Linked DNA regions of Homo sapiens: region 2 is linked to region 1. Evidence: chromatin contacts called from ENCODE Hi-C data. All regions are on one chromosome and are shown on one strand. Each heading gives the region's core, a stretch centred on a gene start or an enhancer-like site at or near the end of the contact. The rest is flanking DNA. Distances are from core to core; before and after follow the strand shown.

Evidence for each region. A loop is a pair of places that touch in the nucleus more often than their neighbours do. Pooled maps may share reads with other maps.
Region 2: a loop to region 1 is called in a pooled map, with 10 times the contacts of the local background. The contact joins the promoter of MMP17 here to the enhancer-like site in region 1. A Hi-C loop is called at or near these places in 2 of 37 single-sample maps with no recorded cell type and 5 of 50 pooled maps.

What each region holds. Positions count from the first base shown.
Region 1 is chr12:131,508,178-131,514,707 of GRCh38, forward strand. All of the region lies in intron 1 of LOC101929974 (a long non-coding RNA gene), which reads right to left. Among named protein-coding and RNA genes, the nearest start is that of LINC02414, 140 kb to the right of the region's middle. RefSeq lists an enhancer at 3,039-3,088. Within about 2 kb of position 3,759, at least 3 of the 41 ENCODE cell types and tissues checked have a DNase peak (open chromatin) inside an H3K27ac peak, as active enhancers do.
Region 2 is chr12:131,824,534-131,831,063 of GRCh38, forward strand. MMP17 (matrix metallopeptidase 17) reads left to right here and starts at 3,860. Exons shown (of 10, transcript NM_016155.7): 1 at 3,860-4,120. The coding sequence starts at 3,962. RefSeq lists silencers at 3,725-3,854, 5,844-6,103 and an enhancer at 5,587-6,196.

The DNA.
Region 1 (6,530 bases), core at 2,509-5,008:
CAAGAGCTAGAATTCTTTAAGTCGCAACTTCCTGAAAAGCAGGGCTGTCTCCTTCCATTGAGCACTGTTCTCTCATAAGAGACACTGGGAATTACTGTCTAAAGGTCCACCCTAGGGACTCATAAATATCTAAAATCCCATGTTGAGGAGGTGTGACTGAGAGGGGCAGCAGATTGAAGTCTCTCACCCTTCTTAGCTGGGTGGCCATTTAGTAAAGGCAAATGATCAGCTCCCAATACCAAGGCATCCAAGCATTTCACATGCAAAAAACAAGTATCTAAGGTTGAAATGTGTCACGCATCCCCTGGAGGTGCCCTGACCTCCACAAAGAGCCATTTGGAACATCTTGGCACAGTTAATTACTCCCTCTTACCTGGAAAGGTGACTGAGTTAATGCATGTCCCACTGAGATATATCAGCTTTGGTAGGAGATCTCTTGCAGCTAAGAAGGAATCATGATACAGAACTTTAGAAACCAGGCAGACCATCAAATCAGTTGTTTGTTACACGGCCCCTCACTCAGTCAGGGGAGTCCACATCTGTGCATGCTGGAGAAATTGATAGGGCTGCTGGTGCTGGGTGATGGGGCATAAATTCCCCCAATGGTTAGTATTGATGGCTATGGCCTCTTTCCAAAGAAATAAGCTCTCAGAATTACACACAGTGGCTGAAGCCATTTTTAGCAGGTGGAGGCCACATATCACAGCCACAGAGATTTGTTTCCTTAGACCTTAAAGATTATTTCTCATTCTGATGGCCAATCCCTCATTGAGGGCAAAGATAAAATGGTTTCCGGGAGAATGGACACAAACCCTATCTCCCACGCCCCCATCAGTGCTCCCGACCTGCTCATTGACAGGATTTGAGGAGAGCCCAAAGATCCCACTTACTGCAGAAGATGAACAAGCAGAATCTCAGAGCACCCAGTTCCTTTTCTCTAAAGAGTACAGGATGTTGTCAGGATAAACTGATCCTTCCAAGCACTATTTAGTGTGAAGAAATCTAAGGCTTATTATAGCAGAGTCTTAAATGTCAGCATTCATGGGAATCACCCAGAGGGTTTGTTAAAACATAGATTGCTGGGCTCTACTCCTACAGTGTCTGAGCAGGTCTGGGAAGCAGGACTGACAATTTGTATTTCTACCAAGTTTCCAGGTGATGCTGATGCTGCTGGCCCAGGGACCCCACTTTGAGAACCACTGGATTTAATGGGAAAGGAGCAATATTGCCAGATGGCACAGGACCCAGTGCTATGCTCCTCCTAAAGAACTATTATCCAAAAAGCAGGCCCTACTGTAGGGCTGGCTGCTGACCTGGGGGAATTGTGAGAGTCAACCCCAGGGTTCTTGGGAGATGTGGCCCCAGTTAACCTGGAGTCACAGGTGGCTCTGGCAAGCATCCCTCTCCCACCTGCCCTTTTCACAGGCCCGCACTCAGGGTCTTAGCAGTTGGAAGCATGTGGTGAGAGTCACTAGGTCATCATTGGCTTTCCCTAAGGTTGTGTGGCAAAATCCCCACGTCAGTTCGAGGCCACGCCCTGCAAGTCAGTTCCTCAGAGAAGGCCCTACCTGTTGACACAGAGGATGAAAAAGAAGCTAACAAAATGTAGAAGCTGGCATTGGAGTAGAGGGCACGGGCAGGGGAACAAACCCTTGCAAACCCCACTGCCCACACATGTGGCCGTTCCTACTCTGCGCACTGCCTCCCTCAGCGTGGGTGGAAGTATCTCTAGGCCATATGCTCGGGGAAGCACTGATCATTAAATTAGCCCTGCTCTTGCTCTAATTAAGACTCCCATCTGTTTCACTCATTAACCACCACTGGCCTGTTCCTGCCTCTGGTGTTTCACTTCATATTTCAAAGGAGTCAACTGCCTCTCTCCAGCCAAAATCACCAAGGGTCCAGGTTGTAAATCAAGTGGGGCTCAAGGGCAGCCCCTCCTGAGTTCTAAGTCACTATAGTCACACTTCTGCTCAGGCCCTTTGGGGTCCCTGCCCACCACACAGCCACCTGATGAGCCCCATCTACTCCTTGTCACTCACGGATTCTCTCCTCTCCTCAGTGGGGTCTTCCTCCCGCCCACCGGTGAGCTCCAAGGCTTGATCCTTCACAGCCCATCACACCTGGTGTATGCCTCAGTTTACCCCTCATCACCTGGCCCAATGACTGAGACTCTGTCTCCCTCATAGACTATAGGTTCCCTAAAGGCTGGGACTTGGTCTTTTTGTCTCTGTAACCCCAAAGTGCATCCCAGCACCAGGACTCAGAAGCCCTCAGGAAATGAACATTGAAAGAATGAGTGAATGAATGAATGATGAACAAATGGATGGACGTGCAAAACTGCTGCACACGGATCTGGCACCTCCCTGGAGGAGGTGAGACACGGCCATAATGAGCTTCCTTGTCAAGAGCCCAAGAGCCTGGCAATGACAGCTCCTGGCAATGGGTGCCTATAAAACCCAGAATTGTTTCAGCACTTCGGCTCTCAGAGAAACTGCAGCCAGCTTGTTCTCATAAGACTAATGCAATAAAAATAAAACACCTGTTTCTGGGAAACAAAAATATCATGCATTATTCAGCTACCATCTTTAGATCCTGGGAAACTGTATCTGAAAGGATCAATCACTGAGAAATAGGTACCAAAATGTGCTACTTTTAAAGTGATGGTCTGTTGTTTCTTAAAATGAACAACAAAAGATCTTTGGGGAACAGGCCTAGCTGAAGCTCTCTGAGGACTCTCAACATAGGCAGAGCTGCCAGTGTCCCTGGTCAAACACAGAAGGAGAGGGGTCCCTGGATCTGGAGGAGGCTCTGGGCAGGGGGGATCGTAGCGAAGATGCGCTTTCCTCTCTGATGCCATGACCCCCTTCTGTTTCCCCAAGGCCAGCCCTGGTCTGGGGGGCTCCAGCCTTCCCACATCCACCTGCTCCTGGGTGCACTTCCGTGGGGCTCTCACCCTCACAGCCCGCCCCCAGGATCCCAGATCCCACTCATACAACCCGAACATTCTCTGCTTCTTTCTCGGGAGTCTGGAATCATGATCAGTAAGTCTAGACTTTTTTTGAAAATGCCAATGCCAAAGCCAAAGCCAGGCCATGGGGCCCAAGGAAGCATTCCTCTCATCCTCCTCTGAATACTGGGCATGGAGAAAACCAGGAGACACAGACTCAGAAAGGGCCAAGTCAATTTCCTAAAGATGTTATAATTGCTCACTTCCCAGCTAGCTCTGATGCCTGCAAGCTCTTCACCAACCCCAGGAGGTGAGCGTCATGCAAATGATACCAATTTCCCACCCCCGTCCTGTCTCTGAATAGACAGGAAGTACATGAGTCAGTAGCATTTGACACTCACAGAGGAAGGTGCTGCTGAGAGAGGCCTGGGACAAGCAAGAGGAAGGAACAGACTCAGGGGAAGACTGTGAGGGTGGCATGTGGCAGAGCCGCCCACCAGCACCCAGACCACCTCCTAGGCCCTGTGCACGTGGAGACTGAGTGAGGACTTCCCAGAGTCTGCAGGTGGTGCCCACCCTGTCCTCCGAGGGAAAGTGAGACAGTCACCCCAGGCTGGGCTGAGCAGCCCACGGGTCGCTGCAACCCTCACACTGCACCTCACTATTCCCTAAAGGGCCCTGCAGGACTGGTTCCATCCCTTCTCTGGCCACATCTGTGTCAGGGATTCCAGGACCATCCCCAGGTTCAGAGACTCCCAGGACTCAGGCTGCAATTTATTACAGTGAAAGGACAACCTGCAAAAACAGCAAAGAGAAAGGCACAAGGGGAACCAGGCACAAGCTCCCAGAGTCCCCTCCCTGGGGAGTCACACAGCACATGTCTAATTCCCCAGCGATGAGATGTGACAACACATGTGAGTGCTGTCTATGAGGGACGCTCACTAGAGACTCGGCACCCAGGGTTTACTGGGGTCTGGTCACGTCAGCACCTGTGCCTGGCATAGTCCAAAATCCCAGCCTCTCAGAGGGAAAGCAGGTCCTCAGCATAAACCCTATTGTTTGCACACGCAGCCATTCAGTGAATCAGTGTGGGGGCCTGTTTATCGGCAAAGCTCCCAGGCCCCAGCTGAGGGCCAACCTTGCCAGCAGGCCTCTGCAGGGAGGGCATCTTTGGCCTTCATGGTTAATTCCTTCTGCACAAGTACCACCTCTGTCCCGCCCATGCTCACCGTCCCCAGCCACATGAGCTCCCACCAGCACCTTGACCTCCTGCAGGCTCAGCCTGGCACCGCTCCCAACTCCATCCATGCACAGCTGGCTCCTTGTTGGCATCCAGGGCTCAGATCAATGTCACCTCCCCACAGTCACCTCCTCCCCACAACCACCCAGTCTACAGTAGCCTGCGTCCTACGTACCACCACACAGCACAGTGTTAGGCCCTCCCCACACTGTTCTTAAATGTTCTTATTTGTTTACTACCTGTCCTTGCTGGGATGCCAGTTCCCAGAGAACAGGAGCCTGGTCTATACCCTCAGATCCTAACCAGTGTGTGCACATGATGAATGCACGTGTGATGGTTACTACTTAGTATCAACCTGATCGGATTGAAGGATACAAAGTATTGATCCTGGGTGTGTCTATGAGGCTGTTGCCAAAGGAGATTCACATTCGAGTCAGTGGGCCGGGAAAGGCAGACCCGCCCTTAATCTGGGTGGGCACCATCTAATCAGCTGCCTGCTCAGCTCAAATATAAGCAGGCAGAAAAATGTGAAAAGAGAGACCGGCCTAGCCTCCCAGCCTACACCTTTCTCCCGTGCTGGATGCTTCCTGGATGATCCCTTGAACTGGACTTGGACTTGGACTGGCTCTCCTTGCTCCTCAGTCTGCAGACGGCCTATTGTGGGACTTTGTGATCGTGCGAGTTAATACTTAATAAGCTCCCCTTTATCTATCTATCTATATATATATATATATATATATATATATATATATATATATATATGTTTGTGTGTGTGTGTGTGTGTGTGTGTCTGTATTCCACTAGTTCTGTCCCTCTAGAGAACTCTAACACAGCACATAAGAAGACGGGTGTTCATGAATACCTGAGTGAATGAAATTAAAAGTGTTCTGGGAACTGAGATGTTAATACACTCCTGTGTTGGGATTGTTCTCAGAGGACCCGGCTGTAGCATTCACAGCAAGGTGAGGCATCCCAGGGCCATGCTGCCTCTGGCCTCACTTCCTGCTCCTCTGCCCCTCACTCTGCATGCCCAGCATCTGAGCCCCTGACTGCCCCCCTCCCTAAAACCTTCATCTGCCCAAGGTCCATGCCCTGGCTGTCCACGGGGCTAATGTGTGCCTTTATGTTTGCTCACATATCACCTCAGCAAGCCCTTGCCTGACCAGGTAATTTAAATGGAACTTCCTCAGCCCTGACGGCCTCATCCACCCCTGAACAGTGCCATGGCTGTATTCACCCAAGGCACATTCAGGCTTCTAACAGTTTTAATACTTATTTATGATGGGCATCATTTCTCTGTCATCCCTGACTAGAATGAAAGCTCAAATAAAGCAGTGACTTTAACAAATCCCCAGTGAGTCTTCCATAAATATTTGCTAAGTTGGTGAAGGACTCCTCGGTAGCAGGGCCACACACACACACGTCCTGACTCACAGAGTATTGAGAGGATTAACTGAGATGACGGTAGATCAAAGGCTAAGCTCAGTGCCTGCCTAGGGTGTTCTGCACACCTGCCACCCATTACCTACATTAGCTGACACTGAGTACCTCAGGAGTTCCGAGTGACCTTGTACAAACACGGTCTGAACTGGACCTAAGAAGCAGGTGGGCATTGACGGCAGAGAGGGAGGGAGCAGCAGGTCAGAGACAGAGGGGTGGAACACAGGTGCAGGGTGGACACACAGGTGTGTCTCTCTGGGGACAGTGAAAGTAGCGGTCTCAAGGGTGCCAGGGTTTAGAAAAGAGAGTGAGAGATTTTACTGGAGACGAGAGCTGGGGACAGACTTCTGGTTCCAAAATGGTGACATAGGGCCAGGTCCAATGGTTCATACCTGTAATTCCAGTTACTTGGGAGGCTGAAGCAGGAGAATTGCTTGAACCCAGGAGGCGGAGGCTGCAATGAGATCATGCCACTGCACTCCAGGCTGGGTGACAGAGTGAGACTCTGTCTCAATTTTTTAAAAAATGGTGACATAGAAGCAAGCTGGCTTCACTCTCCCCCATCCCCACCCACTGCCACAGAAAACTGAAAACAAACATACAGGGCCAAGATGATCCCCAGCAATATCCTAGAACTCAAATATGAGGATGGGCCACTTCCCAGGGCCACAGAGAAGTGACGAAACTCTGAGCAGATGGTAAGAGAATCAAATTTTCATATCCATGATGCCCCTGCCTTCCATGGCCCAGCACCAAGCACATGAAAATTTTCCTATCTCAGTTTCTACACCGGAAAAAGTGAACTTGAGGTGGGCAATTACCTTTCCCACCATCTTGGAGTCCCTGGCAGGAAACTTGTCTCTGTCTCAACCCACGGAAGCATTGAGAGAGTGCCTGAAG
Region 2 (6,530 bases), core at 2,610-5,109, 320 kb after region 1:
AGCTGATGGGCCCAGCCCAGGTTTAATGCTCCAGGCATGGGGCAGCATCACTAAACCCTGGGCTGACAGGGACAAAGGTGGCTTTTCTAAAGGAAATTGCAGGGTAAGGGAGATGGATAGCAGGCAAGGCTGGATCAGGGGGCTCAGAAGATGTGATGCAACGTGTGGATGTGCACGTGGCAAACATAAATACAAGATACAGTTATTGTGGGTCTTTTCTGCTTTCTGCTTTTCTTGCTTCTCATAAATTGTTTAATTTGCTCAACAGTATGTCTGAGGCCGGGCACAGTGACTCACACCTGTAATCCCAGCACTTTGGGAGGCCGAGTTGAGTGGATCACCTGAAGTCAGGTGTGGCATTTGAGACCAGCCTGGCCAACGTGGTGAAACCCTGTCTCTACTAAAAATATAAAAAGTAGCTGGGCGTGGGGGCAGGTGCCTGTAATCCCAGCTACTCGGGAGGCTGAGGCAGGAGAATGGCTTGAATCTGGGAGGCAGAGATTGTAGTGAGCCGAGATCGCACCACTGCACTCCAGCCTGGGTGACAGAGCAAAACTCCGTCTTAAAAAAGAAAAAAATCCAGCAATATGTCTGAGTGGCCCTGCGGATACTCTTGGATCGAATCCCTTCTTCCTGGCTTCTGTCTTTGGGTCATAGCCCAGTGTTGTCAGCCCAGGGCAGCCACCAGCTTACACAGCAGCTTTGTGGGTCTTGGAAAGGTGCCTGATTCCTCATGTGCTGTGGCCCCACGGTGAGGCCATGGATCCATAAACAGGGTGCAGGTGGGACTCCAGCCCCTACCCATGCCCTTGGCCACAGCCAGCAGGACACATGGCCCTGGATCAGCCAGTCGGCCATGGGTGGGCGCGTGGGCAGTTTCTGAATTCTTTCCTATTACAAATCCCGCTGCAACACCATGCTTGCATTAGCCTTCCCGTGCAAAGACCGGAGCGTTCCTCTACAGCAGACGCCAAGAATTCTGGCCGCAGAACATGTGCTTCTTGAATCGTAATAGCTGCTACCTGGTGGCCCTCCCGAGGGGCTGTACCAGGAGCCTGAGTGCCCACTCCCCACACCCTCCTCCACAGATGATAATACGTGGTTTTTCTTTTTCCTTCCTTCCTTCCTCCCTCCCCTCTTTCTCTTTCTCTTTCTCTTTTTTTTCTCTCTCTCTCTTTCTTTCTCTCTCTCTCTTTCTTTCTTTCTCTCTCTCTCTTTCTTTCTTTCTTTTTCGTGGCAGGGTCTCGCTCTGTCTCGCCGGAATTCCTGTGCTTAAGTGATCCTTCCACTTCAGCCTCCCAAGTAGCTGGGACCACAGGCACACACCACCATGCACAGCTATTTTTATATTTTTAGTAGAAACATGGGTTTCGCCATATTCGTCAGTCTGGTCTCAAACTCCTGAGCTCAAGCGATCCGCCTGCAATTCAGCCTCCCAAAGTGCTGGGATTACAGGTGTGAGCCACCGTGCCGTCATGATTTTTCAGCGTTGCAAAGCTGATGGGAGAAGAGCGATTTCTTGCGGGGCTTGGATCTCAGCGGCTTTCAGATGTCCGAATGGGGTGGCAGGCTTGAAGGGAACACAGCAGCCATGGTGCCAGGCAGCTGCTTTGAGGAAGGTCAAATTCCCGATGTCTAACCAAGCATCTCCAGTTCACCAGCCGCCACCAGGCCTTTCTGGGGAGAACAGTGGCCTGCCTGTAAGGCCCTTCTCACATTTGTACATCCCAAGCCACTGTCGCCCAAGCTCCATAAACAAGCCATCTCCCTTCAATGCCAGCAAGCCCCGCGGTGAAGCCCCTTGCCAGCACCGAGCTACAGCCCCTCAACAGCGTCCTGTTCCAAGTCTCAGATGTGTATGAGCCCCATGATGCAGTGGGGGCACTGGCCGCGTTCCCTCTTCTGAGTCCTCGACCCAGCTTTGCCTGCCATCCACCCTCCCTTCCTCTGACTTCAGCACCTCTGATTTCCTGTAGAGAATCCCTTCCAGCCCAGGGCTTCAGCTCACTTCCCTGCCCCTGGCCCCACGATCAGGTCCTGACCCAGAATCCAGAGAGAGGTGGCCTTGGGACCATTGGTTGAGAAAGAGTCTGTCTCTGGCTGGGCCTGCTGAGGGGGAAGGATGCACAGGAGCTGCCCTGGGCCGTCTTTGCCCCACACAGAGATGGACTGAGAGAAACCGCGTTCTGACGCTGTTGCTGTGAGACTTGGTCCAGCCCTGCCTGACTTTGGCACACGCTAGGACGCCACCGTTTCCTGAGCCCATACCCATACGCTTCCTTTCCTTGACTACAGCCGCTTTGGCTGGGTCTCTGCTCTGGAAACCAGGTTGTCCTGATGCACTTGGTCAAAATCCCGGATGAGGCCAGGTGCGGTGGCTCACGCCTGTAATCCCAGCACTTTGGGAGGCCAAGGCGGGCTGATCACCTGAAGTCAGGAGTTCAAGACCAGCCTGGCCAACATGGTGAAACCCCGTCTCTACTAAAAATACAAAAATTAGCTGGGCACGGTTGTGCACGCTTGAAATCCCATCTACTCAGGAGGCTGAGACAGGAGAATCATTTGAATTTAGGAAGCAGAAATTACAGTGAGCCAAGATCGTGCCACTGCACTCCAGCCTGGGCAACAGAGCAAAAAAAAAAAAAAGAAAGAAAGAAAAAACAATCCGGGATGTCCTGTGAAAGTCCCCACCTCCTACAGGTGATCCCATCAGTCCGAACCAAGGTCATCTGAAGCAGGTGTGGAATCACCCTGTTCAGACCGGGCCAGGGAGGCTCTGAGGGCAGCAGGGACAGGATGGGCCAGAGTACCCAGGGAAGCGGGGGGGGGGGGGGGGGGGTGGTTGGGGGGAGTCGGCCCTCACAGGAGGGGAGGGGCACCACTTCCCTGAGACCAGTTCTGGTAAAAGGGGCCGAGCCTCAGTTTCCCTGTCCGTAGAATGAGACCTCAGTCCTGACAGTACCAGCTGCGATTTGGGGTGGTGGAGCAGGAGGGCCTGGGAAGGAGGGGAAGCCATGCTGTCCAGCACGAGGAGAAGCTGAATAAAGGCAAGGGTTACCCTTGAACCTCACCCCCTGCCCTCTCCCAAGATCTCCCACTCGGTGGGCAGCCTGTACGCAACTTGCACGAGTTCAATCCACACAAGCGCCTGCTCGGGCTCTGACCCTGGCTCTGCCGCTTGCCCGCTCCAGGACCTCCCATAAGTTACTTCATTTCTTTGGGCCTCAGTTTCTTTGTCTGCGAAATGGAAATCATAGTTTTCATCTCATAAATGTTGTAAGTAAATGAAATTATTTATGTAACTCCTGGGCATGTGCCAGGCACACGCTGCGCTCCAACAAACATTACAAGTTAACATTCTCGCTCCCAGGCCCGCAGGGACCGCAGAGCCTCCGCCGAGGACCCCAGCCCCCCCAACACCCGCCCTCGCCCTCCAGTCCCCCGCGCCCCCCAAGCCCCACCCTCCCTCTCCCGCGGTCCGCGGGCTCCACCAAGCGCCCACCTGCTGCGCTGCGGCGGCGGCTCCGGGGCCTGAACCCGGGTCTGAACCCGGGCCTCGGCGCCGTGGGGGGTGGACCCGGGAGCGCGGCCGGAGAGGGGAGTCAGGGTCAGCTCCCCGCAGGCGCCCCGACCCCCGCCTCCGCGCCCATCCCGCGCGTCCCCGCCGCCCCAAGAGCGTCCTAAGACACCCGGGGAAACGCCTTCCCTGTGATGCCGCGGACCCAGTCCCGTCGCGGACACGGCGGGGCGGGCGGGGGTGGCAGCGTCCGAGGCGGCGCGGGCCCTTTAAGGCGGCCGGCCTCGTTAGCATACATTTGCATGGCCCCGCCCCGCCGCTTGAGGCTGCCGCGCGGGGCTCAGTCCGGCGGGGGCGCCGCGGAGAGCGGAGGGCGCCGGGCTGCGGAACGCGAAGCGGAGGGCGCGGGACCCTGCACGCCGCCCGCGGGCCCATGTGAGCGCCATGCGGCGCCGCGCAGCCCGGGGACCCGGCCCGCCGCCCCCAGGGCCCGGACTCTCGCGGCTGCCGCTGCCGCTGCTGCTGCTGCTGGCGCTGGGGACCCGCGGGGGCTGCGCCGCGCCCGCACCCGCGCCGCGCGCCGAGGACCTCAGCCTGGGAGTGGTGAGCGCGCGGGCGGGACGGGCGCGGAGCTCCTGGGCCGGAGCCGGGGGTCTCCGCGGGCCGGGTGGCGGGGACCGGGAAGACCCCAGCAGTGCACGTCGGCGTCGCGCGGGAGCCCTGGCGCCCTGGACCCATTTCCTGGGTGGGGAGACTGAGGCAGGGACGCGGGCTGAGCGACCGGGCGAGCGCACGCGAGTCCTGGGGAGGCGCCGGCTGCCGTCCCGGCTCCGTGCGCTGGGAGCGCGCCGCAGCCGCAGGAGCCCGTGGAGTTGTGAGGGGGTCGCCCACCCGGAGCCCGGGTCGCCGGCTTGCAGCAGCCCCGGAGCAGCCGGGCTGGGCGAGAGCAGGCATCGCGGCCGCCCCGAGCTCTGCGCGCTGCGTGCGTTCCGGGTGGGAGTGGCGGGGGCAGGAGCACGCACCCACAAAGCGAGGAAGGGCAGGGGCTACGGAGTGGGGGCACCCCGAAAGCCTTGAGCCCCCGAGTTTGCTCGGTTGAGGGTGTTGGGGGCACAGGGATGCTGGCCCCCAGCTCCCCACTGGACAAGGACCTGGCCCTCAGCCTCCTTCCCCTCCACCCCAGGTCGGCCAGGCTGGCCCTGCCTTGCCCTGGTACAGTGCTGAGCCGGGGGCGCGGGGAGAGCCTTCCTCACTCCACACCCAGTAGCTGTCCCCAGCTCAGCTTAGAAACCCTGCCTGGGGGCAGCGACGTGGCCTCTTCCTACAGCCCCCTCCCCTGTTCCGCAGCCGGGACTCGCGTCTCCTGTGGACCCGGAAGATTTAGAGCACACGTCGTGGGGTCAGCGCCCCCCCGCTGGGGCGGCCGGGTGAACTCCCGCTGGGTTCGTTGGTTCCTTCTGAGGCTCCTGCCCCACCGCTGCCTTCAATGGACTCCTACCCAGGGAGTCGGGCCAGGAGCCGAGGCCTCCCCGCCCCACACAAGTACTCGGCCTGGCCCTCGTCCGCGGACAGTCTCCCAGTGGGGTCCTGGCAGGGCCCCTCGCCCAGCGCAGTGGACATTCAGGAGCTCCAAAACCTTGGGGTCCAAGCAAGTCAGCGCAGGTGTATTTCAGGCAGTCGAGGCATATGGAGGGGCCACTTGGGTGGCACCCGCAGCCCCTGTGGTTGGCAGGACTTGGCCAGGGGGTCTGGATGGGAAGCCGATTTGGCCACCGTTTGCCCCAGGCCCCGAAGCCATCTGGGAGGGTGCTGGCCACTGTCCCTGCTGCCCGCGTCCAGGTGCCTGCAGGTCCCCACAGTGGCTTCCTTCCAGCCAGGCAGCCTGTGAACTTGGGGTGCCCCCCTCCACCTCCTCAAGACCCTTTTGTAGGTGCGGATCTCCCGGATCCCCCACTGAGAATCACGCCCTGGGGGCCTGGGGTCTCCAGCTGTGGAGGGAGGTGAACCCAGGCCCGCCTTCCAGGTCCGAGGGTGCCGCAGAAGGGGCCGGGGCAATGCCAGGGAAGGACTCAAGGTGGGGCCCACACACTCAGGAGGATGGACCCCCGGCCGAGCCATGTTGGCTGATCAGACCCAGTGCGGTTTGGAAGTTTCTCGCCACCCACCTGCCCCCCTGCCCGGAGAGAGTGGGTCAGGCGCCCTCCTCTCGGCTGGTACCTGCGCCTCGGTCTCTCCTGGCACCCCGGGGGTCACCCGCCCCGCGCCCTGCGACAGCACCGAGCGGAGGATGTGGCTCCCCAGCCTGGCCGGGGGCAGTGAGTGGGGCCCCGGTGTCCAGCCGGAGAGGGAGGACGCTGCGGGCAGCCCCCTGCCTGGAGCCCCGCTCCGTGTCGGGCCCGGCCTGGCGTGGAGCCTCCGTCCTGCCGCGGCTTCCTGCTCACACTGGCGGTGCGGGGCGTCCTCTGCTGGCCCTCGGGGAACCGCGGGCCGAGCTCAGGCCCAGGGGCGGGCGGCTTCCCCGCGGGGAGGGACGAGGAGGCCGGGATCTGGGCGGGAGCGGGGACTCCTCCTCCGCCCGCTCGCCGGAGGCGCTCCCGGAGTGGACTGATATTCAGGTCTGGGCGCCAGGGACGAGAAGTGCTCCTTTGTCTCAGAGCTGCAGACAGAGCTGCACCCAGCAGGGCTGGAGCCGGGGCTGGAGGGGAGGGCCCGCCCCGGAGCGCCCCCCGTATGCACGTGAACAAGGCCGGGATTCAGGCTGCTGGGCTGCGGAGCCGGGCTTTCAGGAGCCCCCGGCGGGGACAAAAGAGCGCACTGTCCCCCCGGGGGTCCTTGGCGGGGCTGCTTGTCCTTGTGGGCCTGAGTTTTTTGTCTTTCTGTGTTTTGAGTACGACATACAGCGAGCAGCCCAGGGTCTCCACAGGCGTCCGCCTCCCTCCCGCCCCTGGTTCCTGGGCACGGATGGGACGCGGCTCTCCGTGCCTTATTTTTGCACGGTGGCACCGTGGGCCGT